Linked DNA regions of Mus musculus: region 2 is linked to region 1. Evidence: chromatin loops called from intact Hi-C (ENCODE). Cell type or tissue: heart. All regions are shown on one strand. Each heading gives the region's core, and the rest is flanking DNA. Links, peaks and the distances in the headings are about the cores only. Region 1 holds the start of Ctsb (cathepsin B). Region 2 holds the start of Fdft1 (farnesyl diphosphate farnesyl transferase 1).

Evidence for each region. A loop is a pair of places that touch in the nucleus more often than their neighbours do. Peaks named below come from ENCODE experiments on the same cell type or tissue, not always from the same donor. Only the 100,000 strongest peaks of a DNase experiment are listed, where the experiment ranks them.
Region 2: a loop joins it to region 1, with 2.7 times the contacts of the local background. A loop is called at or near these places in 14 of 42 quality-filtered maps.

The regions. Positions count from the first base shown.
Region 1 is chr14:63,116,219-63,131,520 of GRCm38, reverse strand. It overlaps Ctsb (cathepsin B), which reads right to left and starts at 9,059. Exons shown (of 10, transcript NM_007798.3): 1 at 8,956-9,059. In heart, for the core only: no CTCF peak of the experiment used is centred there; DNase peaks (open chromatin) are centred at 7,600 and 9,040; H3K4me3 peaks cover 2,610 bases; H3K27ac peaks cover 3,052 bases.
Region 2 is chr14:63,170,618-63,185,919 of GRCm38, reverse strand. It overlaps Fdft1 (farnesyl diphosphate farnesyl transferase 1), which reads left to right and starts at 8,033. Exons shown (of 8, transcript NM_001360211.1): 1 at 8,033-8,237. The coding sequence starts at 8,139. It overlaps Neil2 (nei like 2 (E. coli)), which reads left to right. Exons shown (of 5, transcript NM_201610.2): 5 at 2,356-3,475. The coding sequence ends at 2,669. In heart, for the core only: no CTCF peak of the experiment used is centred there; a DNase peak (open chromatin) is centred at 7,869; H3K4me3 peaks cover 3,503 bases; H3K27ac peaks cover 4,541 bases.

The DNA.
Region 1 (15,302 bases), core at 5,003-13,002:
GTTTGATCCTCTGCTTGATAAAGGAGAAAACTGACTCTTACAGTGGCCTAGGTATATGGGAAAAAACAAAGCCAGAGCTTCCATTAAAAGGCGCCGTGTCTTCTATAACACAAGACTTGGAGAGCAGAGCACTTGGGGCTGAAATGCATCTGAAATCGTGGGCTTAGCATACCTGAGACTCTGGTTGCCACCCCAGCACCACACACTCTCACATCAGAAACACAGGAAGACCACAGTGGGAAAATGGATACAACGACTTGTAATACATTAACAGTGGGAAATGGGCGGCCACACATAGACTATGTAAACCTTCAAATATACATGTTCTTGTATTTCAAAGTATTCTCTCTCCTCTCCTTGCCCCATTGCTCTAAGATTGGGCCTTGGGTATAGCCCCAACTGGCCTGGAACTTGCTGCATAGACCAAGCCAACCTTGAACTTACAGTGACTTTCAGGTTTCTGCCTTTTGAAAGGCTGTAACTGCCAAGTGCACCCCAGCACACCTACCAAAGAATCCACTGTGTGACCAAGAATCACAGCCTCGCAGAACAAGACCTTTGAAAATGGCCCTTGAATGGGTTACCCACCATCTATCTCCTGCCACCAATATAAAGCTTCCTCTCCCCCGGGGTTCCTATCCAGCACACTTACTGCTGCGTTTCCAGTGACTCATGGTCACATGACCATGTGTCAGCCATCACATGGCCTCCAATCATACAGTTTGGTAATTGTGTCTCCTTTCTTCTTTTTAGCAGCACTCTGTGCCTTGGACTGGGTCTTATCTTTTGTGTTGTGTGCCAGCAAGTACAATATATGCGTGTACCTCTGGAGACCAGGACAACCACGGGTGGTGGGGCTCAGGTGTAACCCAGCTTATTTCCAAACAAGGCCTGGACCTTATCAAACAGCCAGAGCTGGCTACCCAGTGAGCCTGCCTCTGCTTCCCCAGTGCTGGAACTACAAAGTGTGCACCAACATGCCTGGCTTTTTGCCATGGGCTCTGGGAATCAAACTCAGATCCTTATACAAACTCTTGTTCAGCTAAGCCATTTCCTATGTCCAGAAACTGATTCCTCCAAGACACTGATGCAGAAACCCTGGAGTATCCACTCCCTAGGGTGGGCATCTAGATGAAGGAAGGGGCTGATAAGTCTGTTAGGATCTCCTATGTTGAAGGACGAAAACCTTTGGGTTCACAACATACATATGTAATGTTATGTCATACATAACATTATGTTAGAGAATAAGAGTGCCCTGAGATGCCCCATAGAGACTTGGCATCTGCTGAGCTGTTAAATATAAGCTGGGTAGAAAGGTTCGTTTCCATGGAAACTTGAAATTTTAAACAAGTTAAACAAATTTTAAATTTTAAACAAGATGTCTTTGGTTTCTGCCATGGCAAAGAGCACATGCACTCCCACGGCCATCGCCACAAGGGTTCCCAGGTTCTGTAGCCTACAGACCCTGGCCACTGCCGCTGCAGACACAGGAGCAGACCCTGGCCACTGCCGCTGCAGACACAGGAGAAGCTGGGTCTCCATTGGTTCTGCAGCCTACCCCTGACCCAATGTCTAACCCTGCTCATACCAAGATGAACCCTGGGGTGGGGGAAGACTTCACCCCTAAATACCTAGATTCCCCACTCCTCCTTAAGAGGTTGGGGTGAGGGGTAGAATCAAAAGGGATTCACTTGGCCGCCAGCCACCAAGGCTGCAAGAGGAGGCCAGGCTCCACTGGAGACTGGATACCAACATCCAGATCTTGGTTTGTCCCTGTCATCCATGGTCACTGCCCTTCTCTGAGGCTCAGATCCTGCACTTCTGAGGCGGTAATGAGCAGCAGGTCTCCAGGTGATGTGAGGAGAAGAGGAGGGTAGGGAAACCCTGCATCAGTGGACACAGAAAGAAATTGCTGCTAGCTAAAGAAGGCTCATCCCTTCTTCCCCCTGAACTCCTGTCTTTCAGCTTGTGATGGCTAACTCGAGTTTGATCCAAACCCACTCTCAAAGCCTCCACTTGGCAGGACTCTGAGTTAAAACAAGCTTCTACCCTCAGTAAAATCCACAAGCATTGTCAAAAGGCTTGAGTCCTGAGACAGGAGTGTATGAAGCCTGCTGTCTCTATCCAGGACACCGGTAGCCAGTCTTCTTAGACATCACACACACAAGCACTTTGGTGACACAGCCAATAGTGACAATGACAAGCTAAGCTGTCCATAAACTTGTCAACCTGTCACGGGTTCCATCCCTTTGCCTTAAATAGCCAAGGGCTTTCACTTCCCCTAGTTTAATAAGCACTTCCTTGTATTTCCCAATTCTGTGATTTTCACTTTAGTTAACAGAAAGTCTTTATTTCACAAAAGAGGGGGGCCGGAACACACAAGTACACCCAGAGCCAACCAGCCTCCCCTTCCAGGTGTACAAGTAGAGGGCAGTTGTTGCGGGCACCATTTATTTCTAGCTCAAGTCAGCTGGTCCTGGGTTCCACTACCCTCTTCCGTTTCAAACCTTTGTAGCAATCAGTGTCTCAGAGTCCTGCTATTACTGTCACTGTCACATGAACAGAATGGCCAGTGAGTGGACTGGCGATCCCATCAACAGCAAAACCATTTCCCAAACTAGCTGGATGTCCTTCCTCAGACAAACACACTCCTGGGACTCTAGAAGAAAATGGCAGACATCCAAAGGGAAGATGAGGCCAGGGTGAAGGAAGCATAACGTAATGAACACACCAAACATGGGGGGGCCGGGGGGGCCACCCACAAGCCTGACCTTAGAAAGCTTTCCTGAGTAGTCACACAGTCTCAGACTAGAGTCTAAGTCTACATTCTAAATGCTGTAAGGAGACAGAATGTGTAGACTGAACGTGCCACAGGCCACCTGCCACGTCCTGGCACAGGATAAGTGCGCGCGCACACACACACACACACACACACACACACACACACACACACAGCAGTCTTCATCCATCTCTCCCTGACTGCGGTACATGGGGCGGACCTCTCACACACCAGCTCTAACTGTGCAGCCACGACTGTGGCTGTCCATCACAGATGTGCTGAGGGACTCTACCCTAGGGAGGTGGGAAGAGGATGGGGAGACTGGCTGGGGCCTTGATGTTACACTTTATGAGCGTCTCTTCCATAAAAACAAACTTGTCTAGGCTCTGCCTGTCATTACGGGCACCTGCTCCTCAAGCATTACCCACTCCAGTCCAACCACAGGACAGGACAGTGGGAACTGTATTTCCTTTGGACTGGTTTGCCCAGTTGCCCCCAATGCTGGGGTAACTATAGTGGAAGCAGACACGCTAATTTCAAAGGTGTGCAGAGCTGACCTGAAGGAGGCCAGAGACTCCCCCTTTTGCCAAGTCTGAATCATAGCCCAGATGTGGGTTTCCAGATTGTACATCCTTGTTCCTAGTAAAAACTGTATGATTGATTCATGGTGATCCTAAAGAACAAACAGCTTGGGGCTGCCCACAGCTACTCTCTGTCTACCCACGGCACATCTGGGGCTGCCCACAGGTACTACCTGTCTACCCACGGCACATCTGGAGAAGCTAGAGATGCAATTCAAGGGCAGGGCACTTACCTGCTCAATTGAGAAAATGCCTCCATAAGATCAGACTGTGGGCAGGACTATATGGCATTTTCTTAACTAGTGATTAATGGGGAAGGACCCAGCCCATTATGCATGGGGCCCCTTGGGTTGGTGGTCCTAGGTTCTATAAGAAAGCAGGCTGAGCACCCCATCACCTATGCATCAGTTCCTTCCTTCAGGATCCTGCCCTGTTTGAGTTCCCTTCCTGACTTCTTTCAATGATGAACTACAATGTAGAAGTATAATTCAAATAAACTCTTCTTTCCCTAACTTGCTTTTGGTCATGGTGTTTCACCATAGCAATAGTAACCCTAACTAGGATAGGCCCTCATTTAAGAGGAAACACATTTAATTGTTTGTAGAGATCAAGACAATTTGACTAAGACCTGCAGAGATGCTTCCGAGATGCAGGGGGTAGTCTAGTCCCAAAGTCTGCTCCTAAAATATATAAGAGTACAAGGCTTTTAAAGACCTTGAGATGTAAAATGAGATTAGTGATTTATGCTTCTCTGCTTGCTTCCTAATTCGATTGCAGGCTAAATTAAGCTCCAGGCTGGTCAGCCAGAGGACAAGGCAGACAACAGAAACATTTTGTTTGTGAACTGGGTACCTTCTTCTTTCTTGGGGCCCTCTCAAGGCTCACAGAAATGACAAGCAGAGCTACTCTTTGGGAAAGTGCCTCCCTGTTCCAGGCTTGGGACAGCCACCAGCAGGCAGAGCCACCAGGTACAACCTCCGGTCACGGTTAACTGACTATATAGTTCTCTATGTGCACAGCAGTCAACATTTATTATCCCTGAGTAATTATCTTTGTCTTAGAAAGTATCCCAGTTTGAGACCAAGGATATACTTCAGATGGCATGCCTGACTAGCATCCTGGGTTCAGTCCCCAGCATCACATTAAACCAGACACAGTAAGTGGTATATGCTATAACACACCTCATGGAGAGGCAGGATAGAGTTCAATGCCATCCTTGGCTACACTGTGAATTTGAGGCCAGGCTGAAATATAAGACTGTGTCTCAAAACATATCCTCTCCAGGTATCCTACTTGGTATAAAGAATTATGACTATCATACTATTTGAAATAAAGCCTTGTATGTGGATTCTACTATTTGATATCAAAACACAGCATAGCCCCAAACCCAGAGGGATCATGCTGAGAATGAGTGCCAGGCTACTTGAATTCTGATATGGTTTTATATACCTTTGACTGGCACAAGCTGGCCAGCACCTTATGCAAGTTGGAAAGACATGTGATCCCTGTGGGTGAGCATCACTCACCTGGGCCAGATCAGCAGGTCAGAGAGTCAGGAGGTTAGAGGGCAGCCACCTCTGATCTGAGAGCAGAGTATCTAAGAGTTCTGTGGTGCTCTGTGGATACTAACTTAGCATTTATCAACCTTATTCTCTTCCACCCTGCCAGCTAGAGAAAGAAGAGCAGTATCTTGGCCAGGTACTAACCCAATTAAAACAGGTTAACAGTTGAGATCACAGACCATAGGTCCTTCCCAGCACTCAGCTTTTATAAAACACTGGTTCTGGAAAGAGCCCTCCAGTCTTGTAGAAGAATTCTTTCTATTTCACAGGCGAGGGAAACTGAGGCATGAGACAAGACCATGGGTAGGCCCTGAGGATCAGTCACCTCCAGGAGATTGAATTCTAGGTCACATTCCATCACAGTTACCTAAGTGACTATGACCAAGTCACAGACTTGCAGGTGACTTCACTTTCTCATAAAGTCTCCCAATGTCACAAACCTCCTGAATTTTAAAAATGAGAAAGTAGGGCTTGCAGGAGATGGCCCAGTGAGGAAGGCATTGCTGTGCAGTCATTTCCCAGTAGGGAAATGCTGAGAGGACTTGGTGGCCTGCATTGGGAATCCCAGGATTTGGGAGTCAGACAAAGGGGTTCCAGAGGCAAGCTGGCCAGCCAGACCAACCAAATGCATAAGCTCTGGGCATAAGTGGCCTGGCCTCTCGAAGCAGAGATTGATTGTGAAAGACGCCCATAGACCCCTGGTACACACAAAACACACATACACACAAAAATATTTAGAAACTACATCCAACTACACCTAAACTTAGATACCCAGGCTTAGGACCTAAAGAACCCAATAGTTGTAGATGTGTGGTGGTATACATGTTTTAAGCTCAGCACTTAAAAGGCACTCAGGCAGGAGAGATCTTGAGTTCTCCTTGGCTACATATCAAGTTTGAAACCAACCTGGGCTATATGAGATCCTGTCTCAATAACCAAATCCCAAACCTAAACCCAAACTTGTTTTTTGGTTCTTGTTTTGTTTTGTTTTTGAGACAGGATCACGATGTAGCCCTGGCTAACCTAGGATTCATTAGACAGACCAAGCTGGCCTTGAACTCAGAGTGCTGGGATTAACTTGTTCACTACCCTGCTAAACTAAACCCTAACATTAAAAAAAAAAAAAAAAAAAAAAAAGGGTGGTGGTGGCACACACCTTCAATCCCAGCACTCAGGCGGCAAAGGCGGGTGAATCTCTGTGAGCTCAAGGCCAGCCTGGTTTACATAGCCCTGTCTCAAATAAATGAAGAAAAAGAAGACTAATAAACTAAGCTCGCTGGCCTGACAGGGTGCACACCTGTAATCTCAGCACTTGGGAAGTGGGCAGGAAGATCAGGAGTTCAAAGCCATCCTCTCCTATGTGGTGAGTTAGCTGGGATACATGAAGCCCCTGTCACACTGCCACCTGTCCCCAACAAATTAAAATAACTGTTAAATCTACAGGTATCAGTCAACACCAACAAATCTTATCAACTGAGTGAACAATAAGTGAACACACTATAAGTTACATAAACCAATACTTAGACATGGTATCTCAAGTGCAGAAGTAGGAAAGAATAAGGAAAGCAACAGCTGTCAAAGTCCCTGTGACAGACAAAGCAAGTCCTGGAGCCAAACCGACCCCAACCAAGCAAGACCCACCAAAGAGGAGCCACCCACTTCTACCCCAAACCTGAGCCTGGAAGGCCTCAGGTCTGCAGGAAGGGGGGTTCAGGCTTGAAGGTAAAAATGAAAGGATTGCTAGGTGGTGGCCCACGGTTTTAATCCCAGTTAATCCCAGCACGGGGGAGGCAGAGGCAGATTTATCTCTGAGTTTGTGTACCCCATCATGCCCCGGCCATCCTGGTCTACATAGCCAGTTAGTTCCAGGCTAGCCACAACTACTACACACCCCTGTTCTCAAAATAAATAAATAAACAAATAAATAAATAAATAAATAAATAAAATAAAATAAAAATATGGCCTAACCCAGGAGCATTAGCTATTGTTTGTAACCCTAGCATTCAGGAGGTTGAGGCAAAACTGTCCTACAGTAGGGTAAAACCTGCCTCAAAAAACTGAGAGGGCTAGCGGAGGGAGGAGACTGGTTAAAGCTGGCTGGGTATGATAGAGTGGCAGACTGCATGATTAGGATGCACGAGGCTCTGGGTTGGATATCAGTGCGAGGGAGGCAGAACTCCACCCCTAGAACTTCCACCATGTTCAGTGCTGGGTGGAAAATAAGCAACAAAAGGACTCCAGATTGATCCTTCTCCCACCCTTCCGTAGGCAGCTCCTGCAGAGTACCAGAGCAGGGATATGTTAACTAAGCAAAGGCAATAGAGACCTTTGTACACCTCACCTTACCTAGAGGCCCCACCACAACCCTTCACACCAATCATACTCAAGTTCCTGGTTTCCCTTTTGATTTTCAAAAGTTCTACTGCATAGAGTTCCACCTCACACATAGCTAATATTTTCCTTACATCAGTACATCAAAAGTCAGTGGCCAACCGGAGACTCCTATATCTAAAGGTTTCTACCCATACCATAAAAGGGCCGTAGCCTAGAATGCTGAGCCAGCACCTCCAGGGAACAGTTTCAACCTGGAGCCAAGAGCGCCAACCCTCCACTGCCTGACTAGTCTGAAAACATTTAGGCCAACGTCAAGGGGAATGCTGGAAATCTCTGCTGGCACCTGGGCTGGTGAAGCACAGGCGTGGGCCCGGCTCGCCCCACCCCACTAGCAGTCCCGTAGGCCTGGGTCACGTGGCTTTAAAGGAGCAGAGGTCATTTTCCTCCACCTTCTTTTAAGCATGAGTTTTTTTTTTTTTTAAGGAAGGAAGGAGGGATTAAGAAATGAAACCGTTTCCCTCTGTAGTCCCACTGTTGTGGAATCCATTACATAGCCCAGGCTGGTTTCCAATGCACAGCGATTCTCCTGCCTCAGCCTTCCAAGTGCCGTGATTGCCTTGCTCTGGTATGGCTCTGGGGACTCTGGAGTTTTAGGTCACCATGGCCAGAGCCTATGGGAAACAACTGTCCCCTGAACGGCTTCGAACAAAGATGACACCTTCACCAACATTTTGCAAATGCTACTCTGAATCCGGGGACTGCAGACCATACCTCCACAGCAGTCCCTCACAGGAAGCACCTGGAGATCAGTCTTCCCGAGACACTAAAAGGAGTTAAACTTCCCTTTCAATCCCACAATTTATCTCCCTTCCCAAACACGTGAGGGGATCTGGTTAGGTGGAGGTAAGGTGCGGATGGGTTTTAGTCCTTTACTCTTGGGCCCTAGGGGACCAAGTCCAATTTACCTATCTCTTGGTCCGCACGCCCAGCACTCTGGGAGAGGATGCTATCTCTCCCGGCTAGCAGGGCCCTGACTGAAGGAGGCTGTCCTGCAAGTACCTTTCCTCCATCACATTGGCCATTCCCCTCCAGAGAAAGGTTCTGGGAGAGCCCCTATCCTTTAGCTCTGCTTCTCTTCCTGTTTCTCGGTTTAACTCTTCGTGCAGGTTCCACCCCAGCCACCCACTACCAGGTTCCCATTCTCAATAGAACAGGTCTTTTAGGGTGCCAGGCACTGCGTGGGTTTGTGTGTGGAAAAGTTCCCGGGGCAGATTCTTTAGAATAAGCCACAAACCTGCACTAGATGCAGGTCGATACTCGCCCTGAGCACCCCTGAGACTTGCAATCTGCGAGCTGGAAGGGCCAGAGCTGAACCCTTCCCTTTAAGCTCCTCCCTCGGAGCTCCCCGAAGTCCCCACCTCCGCCCTTGAAGTGCGCCAAGGCCACTGGAAAGAAGCCGATCACCGCGGGGTCACCAGGCTCGGCCCTAAAGCGTGAAAGCTGGAGCTCTGCCGGTCTAGCCTGCGGGAGCCTAAGACCGCGATCCGCCAGGGCGAGCAGCATCTAGGGCCGCGGAGGAACCGCGCCTGCGCCCTGGGCAAGTGAAGGGCCTGTCTCCACCACCGCTGCTCAGCCCGCTCCCCCGACCCCAGCCAAAGTGACTTCCGCCATGGAGCCACTGTGCCCCGGGCAAACTCACCGAGCGCAGCGCGACAGCCTGGGCCTGCAGCCACCAAGCCAAACGGAGCCGCTCCTGGCCTCTCCCGTGCACTCCTAAGTACCCGCGCAGCTCCGCCCTCCGCTGGGGGCTGATTCGTCACGTGATGCTTGACCGCGCCCCCGCCCCTGCCGGCCCCTCCCCCTTCATCCCGGGACTCTGCAAGCTGTGTTAAACCCAAAAGAAACTGGTGGTTTGTCTGCTCTCTTTCCATTTCGCACAGAGATGCTCTCCAGGGACCTCTGCAGGTACCCTGCACTGGGAAGATACAACATCTTCGTGACATGCATTCCTCGGGAAGGCCCCGCTGGCTCGGGGACCTGGAAATGTCTGGAGGAGCCTCCTGGCCTTATATTCTGAAGCTCAGACTATAATGGCGTAGAAATACTCAAACCAAGGGAAGCAACCAAAAACTAGAACTGGGCTGGGATTGTAGCCCAGAAGTAGAGCTCTTACTTACCAAGCCCAAGGCCCTGGGTTCGATCCCTAGTTTAAAAAGAAAGAGAGAAACCAAAACCCCATGAATTTTGTCCAAGGCATGTTATGAAATTCAGAACTCCTGCCAGGCCATATGAACCTCCCCCCATCTTGTGTGGTAAGCTAGCCAGTGAGAAGCTGGCTGACCTAGTTGATCTGACAGGTCATAGCATACCCCCACCCCCACCCCAGGGTCGAGCACCCTCAGATCTCTCCAATCCTTAGGTCTATCCTGTAATATAGGAATGGCCTCATGTCAGCATGGTATCTTGTAGCCAGGCTTGTGACGATAAGAAAGGTTTGGATCTAGTGGATTCCAAGGTTCTATTGGTAGGCTCCCAGTTAAGGACAGGAGTGGAAGTGTAGTTACTGAACCCCAGTTAAGTGGAATACAGGAAGAACTCAGAAAACTTGCGGAAAGGCAGGTCCATGGCCATCTGTCCAAGGCCAGCTGTCCCAGCTGCTGACAACAGGTAGAAACTGGCTGCTTATTTTAGGGTAAAAAGTCCAAACAAAAATGAGCAGCCTTTCTTGGCTAAAAGCCCAAAATGTCCTCTGACATGCCCAGAGCCTGGCCCTTGGCAGGAGCTAGAGATGTTTAAGTGTCTAAGCCAAAAGTGTCTCTGGCTGCCAGGAAGGGGGTCTTCAAGTCTTTTCCACAAAGGAGTGACCTTTCCTGGAAGCCATACTGAGGCTGTGACCCAAACTGAAATGACTTCAACACCTGGAATGAAAACTGGACTGACCAGCTAGCTCAACCTTCTTCCTGCCTCCATCCCACTAAAGGCTACAGTCCTATTAACCCCCAGGCTTTGGGGGGCTCCAGGATGGGATCCGACTCCCTCCAGGGACCCCACGGGCTGCTCAAGACCTTTGCCTTCTTTCTCTCCCTTCAGCTCCCTACAGTCCTTCCCACCTTCCTAAAACTCACCTTCTGTGGTCCATGAATTTCCTTCCTCAAAACTGAGAGACAAGAACCCAGAAGTACCTGGCTTGGGCTGACTTCAGTGGTGCTGAAAAAGGCTTCATTTTAAAATGTTAGAATATTCCCATATCACTGCCTGCTCACCCCAGCCTGTCCAGACAGCTGCAGAGTCCAGCCTGCACATCAGTGTTTCATAGATCATCTTCCCCCTGGACACATAGACCGTAGTAAATCCTTCCTTTATAGCGCCTCAGATGAGCTGAGGGCTACACATGCATTATCACAGTGTGTTAATAAAGGAGAGGCTTCTGAAGCGAAACAATGATAAGCAGTCACATGTGAGATAAACCCGTAGTCCTAACACTTGGGAAATTTGGGGGCTATAGGGTCAATCTGAGCTACACAGCACATTCAAATCCAACCTGGGCTACAGGAGACCCTGTCTCAAATGACCAACATACAGGGCTGTGAATATAGTTCAACTGGTAGAGTTATCCTGACTTGTATGCTTAGAGTTCTGGGTTCCATCCCTAGCCCTCCATAAACCTGGCATCGTGGTTCTCACTATGAGATGGAAGCAGAAAGGTCAAAGTTCAAGACCGCAGCATCAGTTTGATGGCTCAGCTGGCAAAAGTGCTTCCTACACAGCCCAATGACCTATACCACTTTGATCCCTGGAAACCACAGTAGAAGGAGAGAACACATTCCAAAAAAGTTGTCCTCTAATACTCATGCCATAGCTCACGCACCCCTCAACTCTCTCTCCCTCTCCATCTCTCTCTCTCTCTCTAATAATAATAATAATAATAATAATAATAATAATAATAATTTTAGAAGCTCAAAGCTATCCATATCTCCCTAGTGATTTGTGGCCAGCATGGGTTACAAGAGACTGCATATCAAATAAATAACCAAATAACCAAATGAATACGACCAGAGTAGACTCTTCTGGAGAGTCCGTCTGTGGGAAACTTTAGGAGGAAGCTATCCCAGCATACTTAAATCCCTTCATGCACACTTTGAGTCCTCCGCCTCCTAAGGGATAAGAATGTGCTATGTTGTTCCTTGCTGTATTCTGCATGGTGCCTGCCTGTCACCAGGTAGAGGGCAGAGACAATGGGTGTGCACACGAAGTGAACCTTGAAGATTGAGTCCAGGTTCAGCTTTACCAGCTCACCTAGGGCTCAGGGCTTGTTCTTAGAATGTTTAGAGGGATCTTGCCCTGAGTGTGTAAAAGTGTTTTTCTAGTGAACATGTGGACAGGAGACTGGGCATACGCCCTGAAGAAATATGGTTGCTCATATTAACGTTACCAAATATGCACAGCGGTATTATTCACAGGCGCCTAGAGATGGAAACAACTTCTGTTTATCAACTGATGCTTGGATAAACAAAATGTCCCACAATCGCAAAACAGGGTGTGACTCAGCTATCAAAAATGCTGCGCTACCACATACACTGTGGATGAACCTTCAAGACTGTGTTAAGTCAGGGAAGGACCTCATGCTGTGTGCTCCCACTTCCACTTACAGCAAGAGAAAGCTAGCATAGAGATAGATTAGCAGGTAACCAATGGTGCCTTGGGAGAAGAGCTTTGAGTCTGGGAAGGACCCTATGGGGCCTCGGGGCCTCGGGGAGCACTTGTTAAAGTGCTGACAACTACAGACTCATGCACTTCATTTTATCTTTAGTATTTTGGGGATTCCCACCCCTCCCCCATTTTTTGTTTGTTTTCTGAGACAAGACTCACTCTGTAGTCCTGACTGTCCTAGAATTCACTATGTAGACCAGACTAACCTTCAACTCACAGAGATCTACCTACTCCTGCCTCCCTCACAGTGATCCCCTTTAATGCTGACACCTGGGAGGCAGAGGCAGAGGCAGAGGCAGAGGCAGAGGCAGAGGCAGAGGCAGAGGCAGAGGCAGAGGCAGAGGCAGAGGCAGAGGCAGAGGCAGAGGCAGAGGCAGAGGCAGAGGCAGAGGCAGAGGCAGAGGCAGAGGCAGAGGCAGAGGCAGAGGCAGAGGCAGAGGCAGAGGCAGAGGCAGAGGCAGAGGCAGAGAGGGAGCCCTGTGAATTTGGAGTTAGCCTAGTCAACATAGCAAGTTCCAGGATGACCACTGCTACATACTGAAATCCTGTTTCAAAATAATAAAGAACAAACAAATAGGTTATTCCATGGGTTGGTGGCAGCACTTATGGCTTTAGGCATCTGACTAGTTCTGTCCAGTTTTATCTCACAGGAATGGAGTCCATAAGGTGACTACTATAAGAGGAAACCCAGCATGCAGTAGACTGAGGCAGGAGCAGCTCAGACTTGAGGCCAGCATGATCCCAATAATACAAACAGCTGGCTGTGGTGGTACACACTTGTAATTTCAGCATTGAGGAGTCTGAGACAGAAATTCAGAGCCAGACTTGGTTACATCATGAGTTCAAAGCCGGCCTGGTCTATTAGGAGACACCCCCACCCCCTGGCTCTATTAAAAGAAGAGGAAGGAAAAGGAGAGGGAGAAAGAGGACTCTCCAGAGGTGAGGATATAGATCTTTGGTAGATCATTGCCTAGTCTGTATGAGGTCCTAGGTTGGACTCCCAACCAAATATTAATAACAATAAGCAAATATTAATAACAATGATGAGAATCCCCTTTCTGCCTTTTAGCTAAGATTGAGTGTAACGATGAAGATAATATTAACAACAGTGAGATGACAGCAACAAGACATAAAAAGGACACCAGAAGACAGGGAAACACTTTCACTACCCTACAGAAGATGACAGACGACAACAGCAGAACAGAACAGGTCAGCTTGATTTTGCATAACTTACTTGGCCTAGGTGGGAGAGAAAGAAAAGAAAAAAGAATCAATATTGATCATCTCCTGGGTAGGAAATTATGACTTCCCCAGCAACCAAGGGTCTCATTCTCTGTGTAGCCCTGGCTATCCTAGAACTCACTCTGTAGACCAGGCTAGACTCGAACTCAGAGCTCCATCTGCCTCTGCTCCTAAGTGCGGGGACTAGAGGTGTGCACTGTCACTAGCTCTAATAACCCTAGCCTCATATATATATATATATATATATATATATATATATATACACACATATATATATGTATATGTATATGTATATGTATATGTATATGTATATGTATATGTATATGTATATGTATACACACACACACACACACACACACACACTTGAAGAAACGTTTCCCCTATCCTGTGTAAGAAAGGCCCTGCTTCACTGTTTGGCAAAGGAGAGAAAAGGTGCCTAGTACAATCCTGGAAAGCCCCACTCAGTGCTTAGCCAGAGGTGAAGCCAAGGCTCTTGCAGGTCTCTTGCCTCCTCATCTCTTTCCATCTTCCCTAGTTCTGTGAATGTTTAAGCTCAGGCACTTGTTTGTCAGCCGGGCTCAACCTTGGTTTTCTCTAGGGCAGTGTTTCTCAATCTGTGGCTCGTGACCCCTTTGGGCACTGAATGACCTTTTCACAGGGGTTGCCTAAGACCATGGGAAAGCACAGATATTTACTTTACGATTCACAACAGCAGCAAATAATTTTTATATTTTATAGCTGGGGGTCACCACAACATGAGGAACTGTGTTATAGCATTAGGAAGGTTGAGAGTCACTGTTCCTGGACCATCTGAGCCAAGGGGTGGTTGGTTAATTTAGAACAAACTGCTACATGTGTGGGCTGATTCCTTTTACTACATGTGTGGAGCACACGTGTGTCTTTATGATGCAGAATATGAAGTGCTCCTATCTGTTCCTTCTGCACCTGTCACTTGTATTATGGAGAAAAGTTAGGCGAGACTGAGACATAGTGGGCCTCAAAATAAAAAGTAACATAAAGGCTGGAAATACAGCTTAGTAGTGGAGGTGTCTCAACCTGTTTGAGGTTCTGGTTGATCCCCAACACCACAAGAACACAAAAGAGGAAACAAACTGCTCTGAAGTATCTTTTCAAGTCATAAAACTCAGCACATAGACAGCATCATTAGCCAATGATACAAATGAAACAAAGACCTAATCCATCGATGTCTACAGTTCTGGGAAAGTCTTTCAATGTACTAACCTCGCTTTTTTAGCTTCTGGCTAACTATTCTTGTTAACTGAAATACGTCAACCCAGAATATGGCCTTTGTGCTTAAAAGCTCACCCCGAGAAAGGACCAGGAATACTCTGGGGTCCCAAACAACCAGTGTAGTCACTGGCCAGCTCATGCGGCTTCCCAGTGGCTTGAACTCATTTCTGAGCAGTCTTCTCTGGTGGGTACTCCACAGCAAAACTAAGGTTCCATATCACCAGGCTGAAACAAAGCTACCGAGCTGACCTGAGACATTTCTCAAAGGGCCAGTATAATTGACCTGATAATGAAGTTGACCCTGCCTTAACCCTTCCACAGAAGGCTGACCTGAACTGGCCAGCTCTCAAACCACCAAGGTTGAGCTATTGTTCAGTTTCCCTGATCTGGTCACACCCAGAGTCACCCTTTGTTTTGGTTTCTGCTCAAGCCATTGGAACACACTCCATTTTATGAAATGAAGTGCTGCTCAATCCTAGAATTATAGACTAAAGCCAATTAAGGCATCCGTTCTTCCTGTAATCTCAGAGCTAGAGGCTGAGACAGGAATATCAGAAGTTCAAGGCCTGCCTGGGCTACAAAGAAGACAGCCCATCCAAAACCCGAAAAACAAAGCAAAACAAAACAAAACAAAAACAAACAAACAAACAAAACAGCAAAATAAAAGCAAAGACAGCAAACAAACAAAAAATCCCTAAATGTTTAAGTTGTGATTTCTTTTTGCCATTGGTGTCATTGTCCTTTACCTCATCTCCTAACTCATCCAAACCCACAAGCCCAAAGTACAAAATCTTGTATGAACTGCCATCCCCACAGCCCTGCCCCCTGGGGATCATACTGGCC
Region 2 (15,302 bases), core at 4,012-12,011, 55 kb before region 1:
AGGTTGGTTTATCCCTTGATCTTAGACTCGGGTTAGTTTAAGAAGATCCTCACTTCTTTCTGTGGTGTAATATTCACAACAAGATAGTGTTTTCTGCTCTAGAGGCAGTGGGACCTGGGAAATGGACCTGATAAATGAGGAAGATGAAAGTTTCATGCAATAGCCAACTTTATTCAAAGCATCAGACAATTTATACTCTGAGAGTTAAGAGAATGGTCACCTGAATAAAGCTCTCATGAGTTCAGTCTGTATACAATCATAAGGACAAGCTACATGTGGCAAAACACGTTTTTCCATAAAGATATTGTATTAGTCAGAGTTCTCTAGAGTCACAGAAATTATGGAATGTCTCTACATATTAAGGGGAATTTATTGTAATGATTTACAGTCTGTAGTCTAACTAACCCAACAATGGGCAGCTGTGAATGGGAAGTCCAAAAATCTAGTAGTTTCTCAGTCTCACAGACTAGTTGCTTCAGCTGGTCTTCTAGAATCCTGAAACAGTAGGTTCCAACAGATGTGCTGGCAAATAAGTGCAAGCAGGTGAAAAAGAGTGAATCTTCCTTCTTCCAATGTCCTTTATAGGCCTCCAGCAGAAGGTGTGGCCCAGATTAAAGATGTGTATCACCATGCCTGAATCTGGAATTTACTTTGTTCCTGGCTGACCTTGATCTCAGAGATCTGTTATTCCTAAATCTCCTGGGTTTAAAGATGTGTACTACCTTGCTACCTTGCTTAAGCTTTTTAATGGCCACTATGCCTTAAGATCTCCATGTTGAGATCCAGGTCAGAAACCTGTATCTTCCAGGCTCAAGATCACAAGTGTGCCCTCCATTTCTGGATTGTAGTAATCCCAGATGTGGTCAAGTTGATAACTAGGAATAGCCATCACAGATCTATATATACAGCCTGGTGGTGGTGGAGCACGCCTTTAATCTCAGCACTTGGGAGGCAGAAGCAGGTGGATTTCTGAGTTCAAGGCCAGCCTGGTCTAAGGGAGTGAGTTCCAGGATAGCTAGGGCTACACAGAGAAACCCTGTCTCGAAAAAACCAAAACCAAAACCAAAAATAAAAAAAAAACCCACAAATCTATTAATACATAACAGCCAGTTGTGTGAACAACAAAGTAAACTCTCCCCTATCTGATATACCTGGGAAGAGCATGAAAACATATTCCAAGAATAATACCACGTTTTGAAGAAACTGAGGTCACAAGACTCTTGTCTGGTTTTCTTGGAGTTTTCTCACAAGCACTCAGAATTGTCCTCGAATGATTCCATTCTTGGACCATGTTCTGACATGATAGGACTGTCACAGGCCTTCTGATGTGATATCAGTATGACCTCCTGACAGAGGGATCACGTTGTGTACCTGGCACACTCTAAAGCCTACAGAGCATCTAGAAGGTTCTGGGTTAAGTCATGCTGGGAATGGTTGTCCTGCAGGCCATTGGAAGAGAGGGAGGAGAATGCCCACTAATAGGTACTGCTCTTGGGCACTGGGGCTTCTGATATCGAAGCAGAGTCAGGTATCAGGTCAGCTCCAGGCTCTTAGAAGCCAAGAGAAAGAAGCAGGTCTCTGCTCTGGAGAATAGATTAGTGAAACTGTGAGCATTTCCAGCTGAGACAGGGAATGCTATAGTTCTTAGTACGGGGAGGGTTATTTTCTGCCCACAGGAGAGCAATAAGGGGCACCACAACTGGCTGTTAAAGCAGTTGCTATTGGCAAAGCTGTGTGCATATACAAAGTGTGACTTGCCTGCCGTGAGTATAGTTCATGCTGAAAAGATGTGAAAGTGCTGTGCTCTCATGGGAGAACCAGTGGAGTCTGTTTCTGTGCCAGAAGGATGAACAAGGTTTCCAGCAGTGGCTTTTGGATGTGCGCAGAGACCTGACTACACAATGATACTGGTGAGAGCCAGTGTGAGTCAATAACTCCAGGGACTCGGGCACAGTCCTGCCCTTATGCTGTTCCATGGGATAATCACTTGTTAGCTTTCCCTTTTCTTCAGATGAGGAAACTAAAGCAAAGGGCACCTCGCTGGTGAGCAGCGAAGCTGAGATGAGTCCAGGTAGGCCTCAGCTGTAACCGCAGTGAGATTATGAAACTCTTGGGGAAACGTCAACTGTTTAGACTGTGGCCCCCATGTACCATTGAACTTACTCTCCTCCGCTTAGCAAGGCCATTGCTCAGTAACCAGCAAGATGGACTGAACTCATCATCACCTGAGACAGATTGTGAGCTAGTGAGCTCAACACTTAGAAGACAAGGTGGGGGGGGGGGGCTCAGCAGTTTAGCCTAGGCTACATAGCAAGTTTGAGGCTTTCCTCCCCTCACGTCTCCCTTTGTTTTCAGGGAACATCATAAAGAATGAAGCCTTGTACAGAGCAAGGATCCATCCCCTCTCTCTCGGTTCATGCCTGAGTTCTTCCTCTCGGGAGGCCCTCGTGGATCACGTGGTGGAGTTCAGTAAGGACTGGCTTCGGGACAAATTCCAAGGCAAGGAACGGCACACACAGATCTACCAGAAGGAACAATGTCCTTCTGGTCACCAGGTCATGAAGGAGACATTTGGGCCCCCAGATGGGCTCCAGAGGCTCACCTGGTGGTGCCCTCAATGCCAGCCCCAGCTGTCCTCCAAGGGGCCCCAGAATCTCCCGTCCTCCTAAAACATGTGGCCTTTGCCGTGGGGCTTGTAGCCTTGGAGATCCAGGTGCTGTGTGTCCTGAAAGAAGGGTGTAGGCAGGGATAGCATTACAGATCAGGGTAAGGAAGTTCAGGAGAGTCAGTATTGCTGACATTCATCCGTAGGATTATGCCTCAACTGCAGCTTTCATAGTGGTTGATAGGTGCTTTCCTTTTCTAGTTAATTCTATGTAATCCCACCATGCTGTCAAAACCCTGACAGTGGACTGGGGAAAAACTGCCCGGAGCAGCCGTGAGTCTGAAAAGAGCATGACTGGTGGTGTGCAGCTTCTGGGGGGGGGGGGGAACAGCTGGAGGAGACAGCTGGGGGTGGGGCCAGCAGAGTGAACAGCTGGAGGAGACAGCTGGGGGTGGGGTGGGGGTGGGGCCAGCAGAGTGAACAGCTGGGGGATACTATAATCCCAGGCTAGGTTGCTTATGCAGTGTTTTGAGAACTGGTTGATTTTGAGGCCCTCTAATTTCTTTCTTCTTTTATATAGAGGGATCAAGGATGAGGGCAAAGCTTCAGGAAGGTAGTGCTAATCAGCCTACCTGGTGCCCTCCCAGTGGCTGGAGACCCCAGGATGGACAGGGAGGTGTGTCCAGGGTCTGAGAAAAGCTGGCTATTATTTTACCCCTCAAGTTGGGCATTTGTTGACTGTTGATGTTTGAAGAATTTGCGTGTCTGGGGATGTAAAGAAGCAATCTTTCAGGTTGTTAGTAACAGCTTTATGGAACTGGAGTAGCAAATGAAAATAAAACGGTGTGGTATTTTCTGTGGTCTTCGTTAGGCAAAGGTGGTGTTTTGTTTGTTTTTTCTGTGTCGTGGTGCAGAGATAGAACTTGGGGCTTCACTTGCGCTAAGCAAGGACTGTACCACTGAGCTGCATCCAGCACTCAGCTGTGGTGACAGTGGCCTTGCAGGGTAGGCTTGAGAAATCCACTTAGGAGCAGGACAGGAAGGAAGTAAAACCTGCCCTCTGCTTGGAGAACTTGGAGAACTTGGCTTCTGTTGCCCTCCGCTGGCAGATGGTGTGATTTTTGAGAGACATTGAAATAGCTCACGGTCCCTTACTTTCCTTGCTGGGAAATTCATCTCTTGATGGTTGTCAGTCGTGATCCAGTGACTGCTGATCAGGTGAACTGAACAGCAGTGAGTGCTCACCCCTCACTGAGGGGTCATCCCACACCCAAGTCACCAGCATGGAGGGCTCACCCTTCTTAAACGATTTTTTTTTTAATGTGGACACATATTTTGTCTGCATGTATGTCTGTGTACAATGTGTGTGCAGTGCCTATAGATGTCAGATGACATCAGATTTCCCTGGGGATTGGCTGGAATTACATTGTGAGCTGTCCTGTGAATGCTGAAAATCAAACCCTGGTCCTCTGGAAAACAACCCAGTGCTCTTAATCCCTGGGCCATCTTTCCAGTCCACTTTTTAAAATAGTTTTTTACTTTGATATCTATCTATCTGTCTGTCTGTCTGTCTGCCTGTCTACCTACCTACCTACCTACCTATGTATCTACTATGTGGACATGGGTGCTGCTGTGTCCTTGGAAGCCAGAAGAGAGTGTTGGAATCTCCTGATTTACAGGCAGTTGTGATCTGCCTTGTGTGGGTGGTGGGACTTGTACTTGGGTCCTCTGGAAAACATTAAGTACATTTAACCACTAAGCTCATCTCTAGCTGCTGGCTCACCCATAACAGCCTCTCACCTCGTAGGTCATATTCATGATCTACAGAATAACCCATGGAGACGGACACTTAATCATTTAAAAATTCAATTTTTGTCATTTTAAAGGAGATTTTATTCTCGGTAATGTGTGTGTCTTGTGTGGGGTTATCTGCACAATAGTGTAGGTGCCCAAGGTGGTCAGATCTCCTGAAGCTAGAGTTACAAGGGCTATGAGCCACCTGGCTTGAGTTCTGGGAACCAAACTTGGGTTCTCTAGAAGAGCAGTGTGTATTCCTAATCAATAAGCCATTTCCTTAGTCCTGAGCACCCATACTTACTGTCCTTACCTGAAGTCTGGGAAGGTTATGGAATTTAAGATCACACAGTTAAGCTGAATATGGTGACACACATCCCAGCCTCCGGAGAGGCTGGGGCCCTGGGATCTGGTGTTTTGGGCCAATGTAAACACTGCCTCAAAGGGAAAACAAACAATGAACAAGGTTTAATGCCACTGTCACACTTAAGTCTGCCATAGGGAAAAAAAAAACCACACACACACACAAAACAAAAACAATACCCCCCCCCCAAAAAAAACCCTCAACTCTCCCATCTGTGCCAGAGGTGTCCTCAGTGTGCCCAGATGACTGATGGGAGATAGTCACAGGGTGGTAGCAGAGGCCTCAAACATCAAGCTTTTGGGGCACCTGGAGCATGGATGATAAGCAGGCGACAGTTTCCTGCAAGACTGTATCCCTGCAGAGAAGTCTGACAGGCACTGGTGCAGGATGCAATGCCTGGTATTGTACCACCTGGTGCTTCTCCAAGGCTGGTGTCCCACTCCATGTGTGGAGCGTCTCTCCAGCAACCTGAGCTTACGACGGTGCACCATCAAGCATGCCTTTGAGGTCATCTACCTGCTCGCTGGAGAGAACTCTCTGCAGGGTTTCACTGTCATTAACAGTGGCCTCCCAGGAGACTGAGCATGCATTGGGTGAGTCCCACAGGAAGATGGTAGGCTGTAGTGGGACTCCACTGCACCCAGTGAATCAAGCCCTCTGGCTGTGCCTAGACGCGAGTGCCTGTGAGGCTGCCTAATATTAAGACAACAGGCAAAGAAGCTGGTAAGTGCTACCACGGGCTATCCTAATTCTTGGATGAACTGAGGTGTGTGGTGTGTTTTGTTCAGAGGGAAAGGTACCCTGGGACTTGGAAGCCCAGGAACCAGAGGGGAGAGGTATCCCAATGGAAGGATATCTTGAGACACAGGTGCCCAGAAACCACACAGCCATGAGAGGAAGCTTCCTCAGGAGAGGCACGGTAGCTCTCAGCTGAGCAGCTCAGCTTTGCTCCACCTCTTCACTTTTCCCCTTCTCTTGATTGCTTCTTGGCTTCTTTCAATGATGCACACCAGGCTGCAAATACCATGATTTATTGGAGGGTCCAGGAGAGGAGAGAGAAATCCAGGGATGACTGTCCTCTGCTCCTAGGAGTGGACAGCAGGGAATTGGACAATTGGCAGGGTTTATATCTCAGCAGGATAGGATATCTCGGGGTAGTGGGGCAGAGAAATCCAGATTGAAGATTGGTGGGATTTCAAGTCCTGAGCTTGGGGAACTCAGAGATTGGTAGATTTTTCTGGAAAGCCCAGTAATCAGTGGCTTTTTTTTTTTTTTTTCACCATCACCCCCCAATTCCCTGCCTCAGGCCCATGGGTTAGGATGGGAAGTCCTTCCTGGCAAACAGGTGGCTTTGGCTGAGGACCCATCCCCTGCAGCTGTGCTTTGCTAAAGCTGTAGGACAGCTGCGATGGGTCATTTTGACAAGAGCTACCATTTTTGACAGCTGGGAGTATCATAGGCTGGGGTGAGAAGGAGGGGCTGGCTACCACTCTGATGGGAACTGATGGGACCAAGTCTGACTTTCCAGCTGTTTCTAATAAACTGATATTTTGAATGGAAATTAGAATCAAAGACTGAGTGGTTAGGTAATCCTTCACTCCTCACAGATCTTCAAGATGGAAGTCTAAGAGTAAGACATATTCAGTTGTCTCTGCCCTGGAATACACCTTCTAGAACACTGTGACTTCACTGTGTGTGGTGGTGGTGGTGGTGGTGGGGCTTTTTTGATATTTTCTTCTTGTAGTTAAGGACACCAATTCCATTGGAATTAATTTTAAGGCCTGCCCTTGTGGCCTTGTTTATATATAATCCCTATGAAATTCCCATCTCTAAAATTCCCCATTTTAGACTAAAGCTCCAACACAGAAGTTTTCTATAGAAGGACTCAAGCATTGAGGACCAAACTGGCACATTTTAATAATTTTAATATGTTTTTACTAGCATATTCACCATATATAACAATGGGCTGTATTATGACATTTTATAACGTATATAATATATTCTGATCATATTCAACCCCTATTATTCTCTCGTCTTCCCGCCCCCACTCTTCTTGAACTTGTCTTTAAAACTAGTCATTTTTCTTCTTGATCTGTCAGTAGGTTTAATTAGGGTTACTAACAGAAGTATGGGCAACTTACTAGCAGACATACCACTTAAAATCTTTGTCTATCTTTAGGTGATACAAAGGCACCACCGAACTTGATGACCTGAGTTCTATCTCCAGGAGTCAAATGGAAGAAGAGAAATGACTTCCACACATGGTATGTGTGTGATAACACTTATGCTCACATCAAAATATAATAAAAAGGTGTAAGTAGAAATGAAGGCTAATTGGAACAGTAAGAATTATGACTGTAAAGGGGAATGTAATAAAAATACATTATATAAGTGTATGAAGACTTCATAATAAAACTTATGTATCATTTATGCTAGTAACTTTTTAAGTCATTCCACCAGCAACCATCAACTACCAATAGAACTGGGAGGGAGCCCTTCCTCGCTCCTTGCAATCCTTAACTGGGGAGAGCAGGAGGTATTTGTTCCCATCACATCCCTGGGAGGCCCAATCTCGGGCAGATTTTGCAAGCACTACATAAGTCCTGGTTCACGTCAACTAGAACATCGAGAGGTATTAAGAGCTCAGTTCCCTTTGTTTTTGCAGCTTTGAAAATGGGATCCAAGAATCATCGCCATGTCGTCTCACAAAAGACGGGTGGAGAAGTCTGAGAAATACTGTGCGCTGTCCCGCTTGGAGTTTCCCGGGGCTCAGCAAAGCCCCGGTAAACTCGAGCCCCTGTAAACTCCTCGGAGGAAAGCAAGACTGTTTTATCTGTTCTCAAGCCGCGAGGCGCGTTTCCAGTCCCTGCTACCCTTTCACTCTGACTCGGCTTTGCCAGCCAACCCCTTAGGTATATCAAGAGGTGAACTCAGACTGGAGGCCGAGGTCCCTAGGATCGTGCAAAGCTCTCAAGCCTTTCGCGGAACTCCAGAACGTCCACGCATGCGCCTCGCTCGCTGCCAGCCTACGACACGCAGGAACAAAGGCTCTCTGCTGGGTACCAATCGTGTTCGCTGGCTGCTTTCCAGCTCTCCAATCAAATTCTAGGGTGTGGTCATCGCGCCAGGCTCCTCCGGCTTCCGATTGGTTAACGTTTTCCTGGTGCGAGCAGCTCTGGCCAATCAACGTCCGTCAGTCCACTCCGCGCGTCCTAGCCTGGAGGCGCGAGCGGCGCGGCCGGTTGAGGAGGGCGGGAGGTGGGCGGGACGTCCGGCGCTGGCCCCGCCTCCTCGCCCTGCCCACTCCCCGGCGTCTAAACACAGGTGGGAGCGGGAGATCCCGACAGGTGAGCCCCGCGCCCAGCAGTCGCAAGGATGGAGTTCGTCAAGTGTCTAGGCCACCCGGAGGAGTTCTATAACCTGCTGCGATTCCGCATGGGAGGCCGGCGGAATTTTATACCCAAGATGGACCAGGTAAGTCGAGCATCCCTGCTCCCTCGCAGGCCTGTGGCGGCTTCCCGCACAAGAGGTCTCTAGAGGATGGATGGTCTCTGACACCCTGGTCTTCACGGAAGGCGGGATCCCTGCCTGGGTCGCGCACCCCCACTAGGGCCATGTCCCCCCCCCCCCCCCCCCGCCTTTCAAGGTTTCTGTCTGTTCAAGCCATTGCTTTTCTTGGTAGTTTGGCTGCGTATTTTGTTCTTCTAAGCTTGGAGTTATTTTTACCTAAATGGGTGCGTTCCAGAATTGAGATTAAAGAGAACACGGTTGAGAACAATTTTGAGAACATAAGGAACCCTGGAGGAGTTATCGTGCCTATTTTCACTGGAATGAAACTTACTTCGCCCCACCCACTCCTTCCAGTTTTCAGACATCACCTCCCGCATAAGCTTACTCACCTTTCTGCAGCCACTATTTTATTCCTGGGTGCTTCCTACGGTTTTTGTTGTGTCCAAGTTCCTACTAGTTATTGGCTGCCAGAGGCCAGAACATGTTTGTTTTTTTGGTTTTTTTCGTATTTCATTGGTCTGTTCCCTTTCTTAAACGCGTGCTTTTATGATAATACTTACTCTGACAAAAGTATGTAACTGTTGCATGATGACACATCCAGTTAACATCAAAAACTTAAACGTTTCCCCTTCACTGGAAACATCAGGCACTGTATTTTATTTAAAGGTATTCTTAATTGGTGCCCTTGCTTTTCTCATTCAGAATCCTCCCTTTTTTAAGATTTAGCTCTAACAAGTGCTCTCAGCCATTCAGCAGACCCTGGACACCTGTCAGTGATGGGCACTCTGTGGGGTAAAACATGGATAGCAGTGTAATTAAGGGCATAGACAGGGTCCACAAGGAAATGAACGCCAAGAGTAGGTTTCAGGGGAGAAGAAGGTACAGTTGCCAGATTCTTGCACGGATAAGTAATCAGAGCAAGAGCAAGAATCTGCTTTATAATCCAACTTGAGCTCCTGACAGCTCCAGTGACAGGTAGTTCATTCTGACCTGCAAGGTCTCCTTACCTGCCTTCTCTAGCACCCTTTAACTTAGACCCGTGATCCCAGAGCCACTTTCAGATGCAAGATTCTTTATTTCAGTCTCGCAACAACTTCAGGGTTCTCTTAACTCGGTTCTGAATTTTATTTTTTCAAGACAGGGTCTCACTGTGTAAGCCCTGGCTGTCTTGGAACTCACTTTGTAGATCAGGCCAGCCTTGTGACTCAGAGATCCACTTGCCTCTGATCCCCATCTCAGCCTCCTGGCAAATCTGAATTAGAAGCGGCTTGAAAATAATCTTTTCTTCATGTACAGGCCTTTACTGCCTTGAGCAAAGTAGCTTGTCAGAAATGTGTGGGGGTTGGGGATTTAGCTCAGTGGTAGAGCGCTTGCTAGGCAAGTGCAAGGCCCTGGGTTTGGTCCTCAGCTCTGCGGGGGTGGGGGGGGGAGACAAAATAACAAAAAGACAAAAAACAAACAAACAAACAAACACCCAAGGTAACTGGTACACAGAGCGGGGCATGGTGGCACACGCCTTTAATCCCAGCACTTGGGAGGCAGAGGCAGGTGGATTTCTGAGTTCAAGGCCAGCCTGGTCTACAGAGTTTGAGTTCCAGGACAGCCAAGGCTACACAGAGAAACCCTGTCTCAGAAAAATAAAAACAAAACAGAAATGTGTGAAGATGAATTAGTGAACAGACTGCTTTGGGGAAGCTTGTATGTAGCCTTCTAAGGCAGGTAGGTGCCTTTGCCTGAGTATAGCAGAATAGTGACTTTTCCTAAGGGGATTTACAAGAGTAGGAGGGAAAATCACTGCTAGTTAGGATGCAAGTTTAACCTTTGTAGGGTTGCCTGAAGGAAATAGAGCTTTCAAATGCCTCTGTGGCTTTTGTGCATAAATACTTGCTTGGCTCAGTATTAGTAAGATTTCTTTTGAGTGCTGACATGATGCCGTAGGTGGACACTTCCACACCACACTTGACCTTGTACATGTATTTGACATGTCGTTTTCAATATGTTAAAAAGCATTGTAGAAAATTCCCTGTCAGCTGTGTGTATAAGGCATATGTGAAACACAAACAATTGCATGTTTGGACATGGGTCCCACTGCCAAGATATCTCATTGCTCATTTACAAATCTTAAGAAATCTAAATACTTCTATCCTGGAGAAGATGTACATTTGAGCTTTTACGGGGTGAACCCAAGATAAAGAATTTCTGCTTACAGTCTAGGTTGTAAGTCTTGGTCAGGAGACCAAGTGACACCTGACACCTGGTGATGGCAGTTCACCACCTCTGGGGAGGTATTCGCTGTCTTCTCTCGGTCCATGATGCTCAGGTTTTAGGATGCTTTGGACTGAATGTCCACCCTTTCCTTCCTCTTTTAGAGCCAAGGGGAGATTTAGTCTTTGTTTTGGAGTACAGACCCTGAAGTATTAAGACAGCTCTCAGTCTTTCAGAATGCTGATGAAAGAGCCTGGCGTAGCGCCACACACGCTTTTAATCCCAGCATAAGGAGAGGAGAGGAAGGTGGCTCTCTGAAAGTTTGTGGTCAGCCTGGTCTACATATTGAGTTAAGGGCTAGCCATAGATATGTAATGAGACCCTGTTTTCAAACAACAGACCAAAAAAAAAAAAAAAAAAAGTATTGCTCTGACGCTGTGCCTTTTCTTTTGATTTTATTTTGTATTTTTTTGAGACAGGGTTTCTCTGTGTAGCCCTGGCTGTCCTGGAACTCACTCTGTAGACCAGACTGGCCTCGAACTCAGAAATCTGCCTGCCTCTGCCTCCCAAGTGCTGGGATTAAAGGCGCCTGCCTTTGCCTTCCAAGTGCTGGGATTAAAGATGTGTGCCACCACCGCCCGGCTGTACCTTTCCTTTGGTTATTTTCCTGTGGTACTCTTCCAAGCCGTGTGCCTGCTCCTCCTTTTTCTTTAAAGGTTGGTTTCTGTAATTGCACAATACTTGGCAATTTTAGCCTGGTTACTTCAGAAATTTACATTTCTTATTGATGTCTTTATTTCTAATTCCCATACTTTAAGATGGGCATTAACTTAAAACGCTCTTTGGGCGTTTTGGTTTCTGGAACTCGATTTGTGATTCAGACTGGCTTTGAATGCTGAGCCTCCTGGCTGCTGGGATTGCAGGTGTGAGCCTCCAAGCCCAATTAAAATGCATTTTCATTACAAAATACTTTATGCAGACAAGTATCGAAAGTTACATATAACAGGCCACTGCATCAGTAATCTGTCATATTTACTTCATTCTCTTCATATATATTTAAGAAGTTAAATATTCATAAACACCTAAAACAGTAGACTCCCTGCATCTGACATTGGCCTGCCTGCCCCATTCTCTTGTTCACCTGGCTTTTTCAGGCTGTCTCCTCACACTGTGGGCTTAGAACTGTGGACACCTGTCTGGGATCTTTTTCTCCGTCTTTATGTCTTGCTGAAAGCCTCTAGAAACTGGGATTGTGTGCCTTCCCTTAGCTAATGTTTATTAGTTCTTGGTGTGTGCCAAGCACTATTTTACATACCTCCCATCTGTTATGTAAACACCCAGTAACCCTTTGAGGATCTGTTTTCCTGTTTTGTAGCTAGGGCTTAGAGGTTAGTGAGTTACTTAACATCCCATAGCTATGGTGTGGCGCCCTGGAATTTGACTCTCACAATCTGACTACAGAGCTTGTTCAGTCTATCTTTTTTAAAAAGATTCAATTTTTTAAAATTTTTTTAAAAAATTTTCTAAGTGTGTTATGTGTTACAGTTGTCTGTGAGTTTGTGGCAGTGAGTGCAGTACCTTGTTGAGGCCAGAAGAGGCCATCAGATGCCCCTGGAGCTGGAGTTATAGGTGATTGTGAACTGCAGACGCTGGGAACTGAACTCCAGTCCTCAGTAAGAGCAGTACTTGCTCTTAAGCACTGAGCCATCTCCCCGGCCCCTCCTGAGCTCTCTATCCCAGTATGCTGTCCATCCTTAAGGTAGTGAGCCACAGAAGTACATTAAGCAGGCTGTCCAAGCGAGCTAAGAGGGGGACACATCTAGGCCTGGTGCACACAAATGCCTGTCCTAACTAGGACTACCAAACATCCTGACTGGCACGGTGGCACAGCAGGTAAAGACACTGCCAACAAGCTTGACAACCTGAGTTTAATTCCCAGGACCCACGTGGTTCTACATAGCTGTGGCACATACTACCCTCTATAAAAAATAAATACATAAAAAGTCATATATTTTACATATATGTATATGTGTGTGTGTGTGTATATATATATATATATATATTTTTTTTTTCAAACTGAGTGTGGTAGCACAGGCCATTAATCCCAGCACTTGGGCGGCAGAGGCAGGTGGATCTCTATTAGTTCTAGGCTGTGAGTTCCAGGCCAGATGCTGTCTTATAGCTGTTTATTATCTAAGTGTATCACTTAGAGTTTTTAAATTAAATTTTTTAGAAAATGTATTATTGTGTCTGTGTATGCCACTACACACATGCCACTGCACACACGCGACAGTCCTAGGACAGATTTGTGCAGTTTGTTCTCTCCACCATCTTTATGTAGGTTCCAGGAGTTGAACTCGGGTCACCAGTCATGTTTAGCCAGTGTCTTAAGCTGCTGCGGCACCTGACTAAGCTTCCCCCTTAGCTTTTACTGAGGACAAACTGTCGAAAGCTTCGGGCTGCACTTACGGAGTTTGGTTGTATGTGCTGCTTCCTAATACGTGTGAGCTGCCAAACAATGGCCAAGCGGTGCAGTAGTATATTTTATCCTACTTTTAGGAAGCCAGAGTTAGTGGTTTAAGGTATAACTGTTAGCTTAGTTCACAGTTGTCTGGGACAGCTGGGGCTTCTGATCTGGGACAGCTGGACCTATTTCTCCGTGGCCTGCTCAGCCCGCAGGCAGCTTGTAGCTAATGAAGGGATGGTTAGAGCAGGTTATAGCCAGAACCGGGGAGAGACACTCATCAGGCTTGTCCTGGGACTCATAGACAGTGGGAGGGAGCAACTCTATGTACACACTTTTCAGACTTCTGCATGAGTCACATCTGTTACTGTCCAATTGGACCCCAGATTTTTACCAGGGGAGCCAGGTATGAGGGAGGAGAGAAAGCCGCCTTCCTGATGAGAAGTCATAAAATTTTGTGGCCATGTTTACAGCTTACTATACTTTATCACTCTTAGTAATCTGATGGGACAAGTATTTTTGCTGTCGCTTATGTGAATTACAAGTCTGGTTTTCCTCACAACTCTTGGATATGCTTCCGGGATGCCCAGTCAGGCCTGGCCACCTCTGTACATTTGTTACATCTACAAGATGTAACATTTTCAAAAATTAAATTGAAATAACTTCTATTAAAAATTCGCATGCTTTTTAGCTTGGAGGTTGTTTGGCTCAGAAAGCTCAGGTATTGCATGAACCCTGCTAGCAGGCCCAAACTGGCTTTTGTCAAACTTGTGTTCTATTGGGAGAGAAAGGCAAGACAAGTACACAGACTTACAGACAGAAGTCAGCAGTCAGAAGAGGCTGGAGTGGCGAGGTTAGGGGAAGGCAGACTTTTAGGGTTGTGATCTAGAGCTGGGGACTGTTCACCGCTGTCCTCTATAAAAGAGGACATTGGCCCGACGAGACCCTTGGAGACTGAAGGCTTTGGTTTCCTCTTTGAAGGGGAGTGGGTGGCCGTGATAAGGGGCAGAGAAAGTGAGGCTTGGGCTATTTCTTCTCCCTGGGGGATTTGATAATCCAGTGTTTGCTGAGCACTTGCCAGCCCCCGTGAGGCCCCCACCCCCAGTCTTGAGAACTGAACCCAAGGCCTCATGCATGCTAGCCACGTGCCATGAAGTACGGTACCTGCTGTTCCAGAGGAGGCTCTTGTGAGCCCAGGGGTTTAAGAGCAGCCTAGATGCATGACAAAACTTCAGCTAAACAAGCAATCAAGAGTAGTCTCAAGTACCTCTAATTAGTGGAAACAAACTGGAAAATTCATTTCCCTTCATTTAATATTTAAATAACAACAATAATAATAAAAAGGAAACCGAGAGATATGTACCCTGAACTTTGTGGGTTTTCAAGACAGGGTTTCTCTGTGTGGCCCTGGCTGTCCTGGAACTCACTCTGTAGACCAGGCTGGCCTCGAACTCAGAAATCCGCCTGCCCCTGCCTCCCAAGTGCTGGGATTAAAGGCGTGCGCCGCCAAGCCCAGCAAGAGCTGATTATTTTTGTAACAAAAAATAAATATGGGTTTAGGCCAGGTATGGTAGTGCAAGGCTTTTTTTTTTTTTTTTTTTTTTTTTTTTTTTTTGATGTAAAAACATGAGGTAGTTTTAATGGCAGAGCTCCGTCTGGGTCGAAATGTATCTCATGCAGGAGACAGTGGATTCGACCACGAGGCTTGGAAGCTAGGGGTTTTTATAGAAAAGGGGCTGGGGCTGGGGCTGGGGGAGGAATTGGTGAAGTTTCACATGATTGGTTCATTTACACATCAGCAGACTGTACATGCAGATAACATTTAACTTAGGTCAGAAGGGTGGGAGATAGGGAGGCGCCGGGCTAGTCTGGACATGTCATTCTCCTTTCTGTACCACCTGCAAGTCTTTTAACTTAGCATACAGATTATTATTACAACAACATGTAGGTTTAAACACATCATTTAAGACAGTGATGGGCATGGGAGCCCCATAAAGGATCTTAAAGAGTAAGGCTGAATCAAAAGGGAGTATTTCTAGTTCTAAATAGGGCAAGGGGAAGGAGCACCAAGTCTGCACCAGTCTCTTTTAGAATTCTATTCATCTTTTTTACCTGTCCTTAGCTTTGGAGCCTGTATGCACAATGTAATTTCTAATCAATCCCCAATATCTTGGCCAGTCCCTGATTTACCTGGGCAACAAAGGCAGGTCCATTATTGCCCTGATTACCTTGGGTATCTCAAACCTCGGGAAGATTTCTTCTAGGATCCTCTTGGCTATCACATTGGCCGTCTCAGTCCTTCAACCGCAAGGCTACTGCCATCCGTGTACCAGCTCGAACTCTCAGGCCAAGGCTGATCT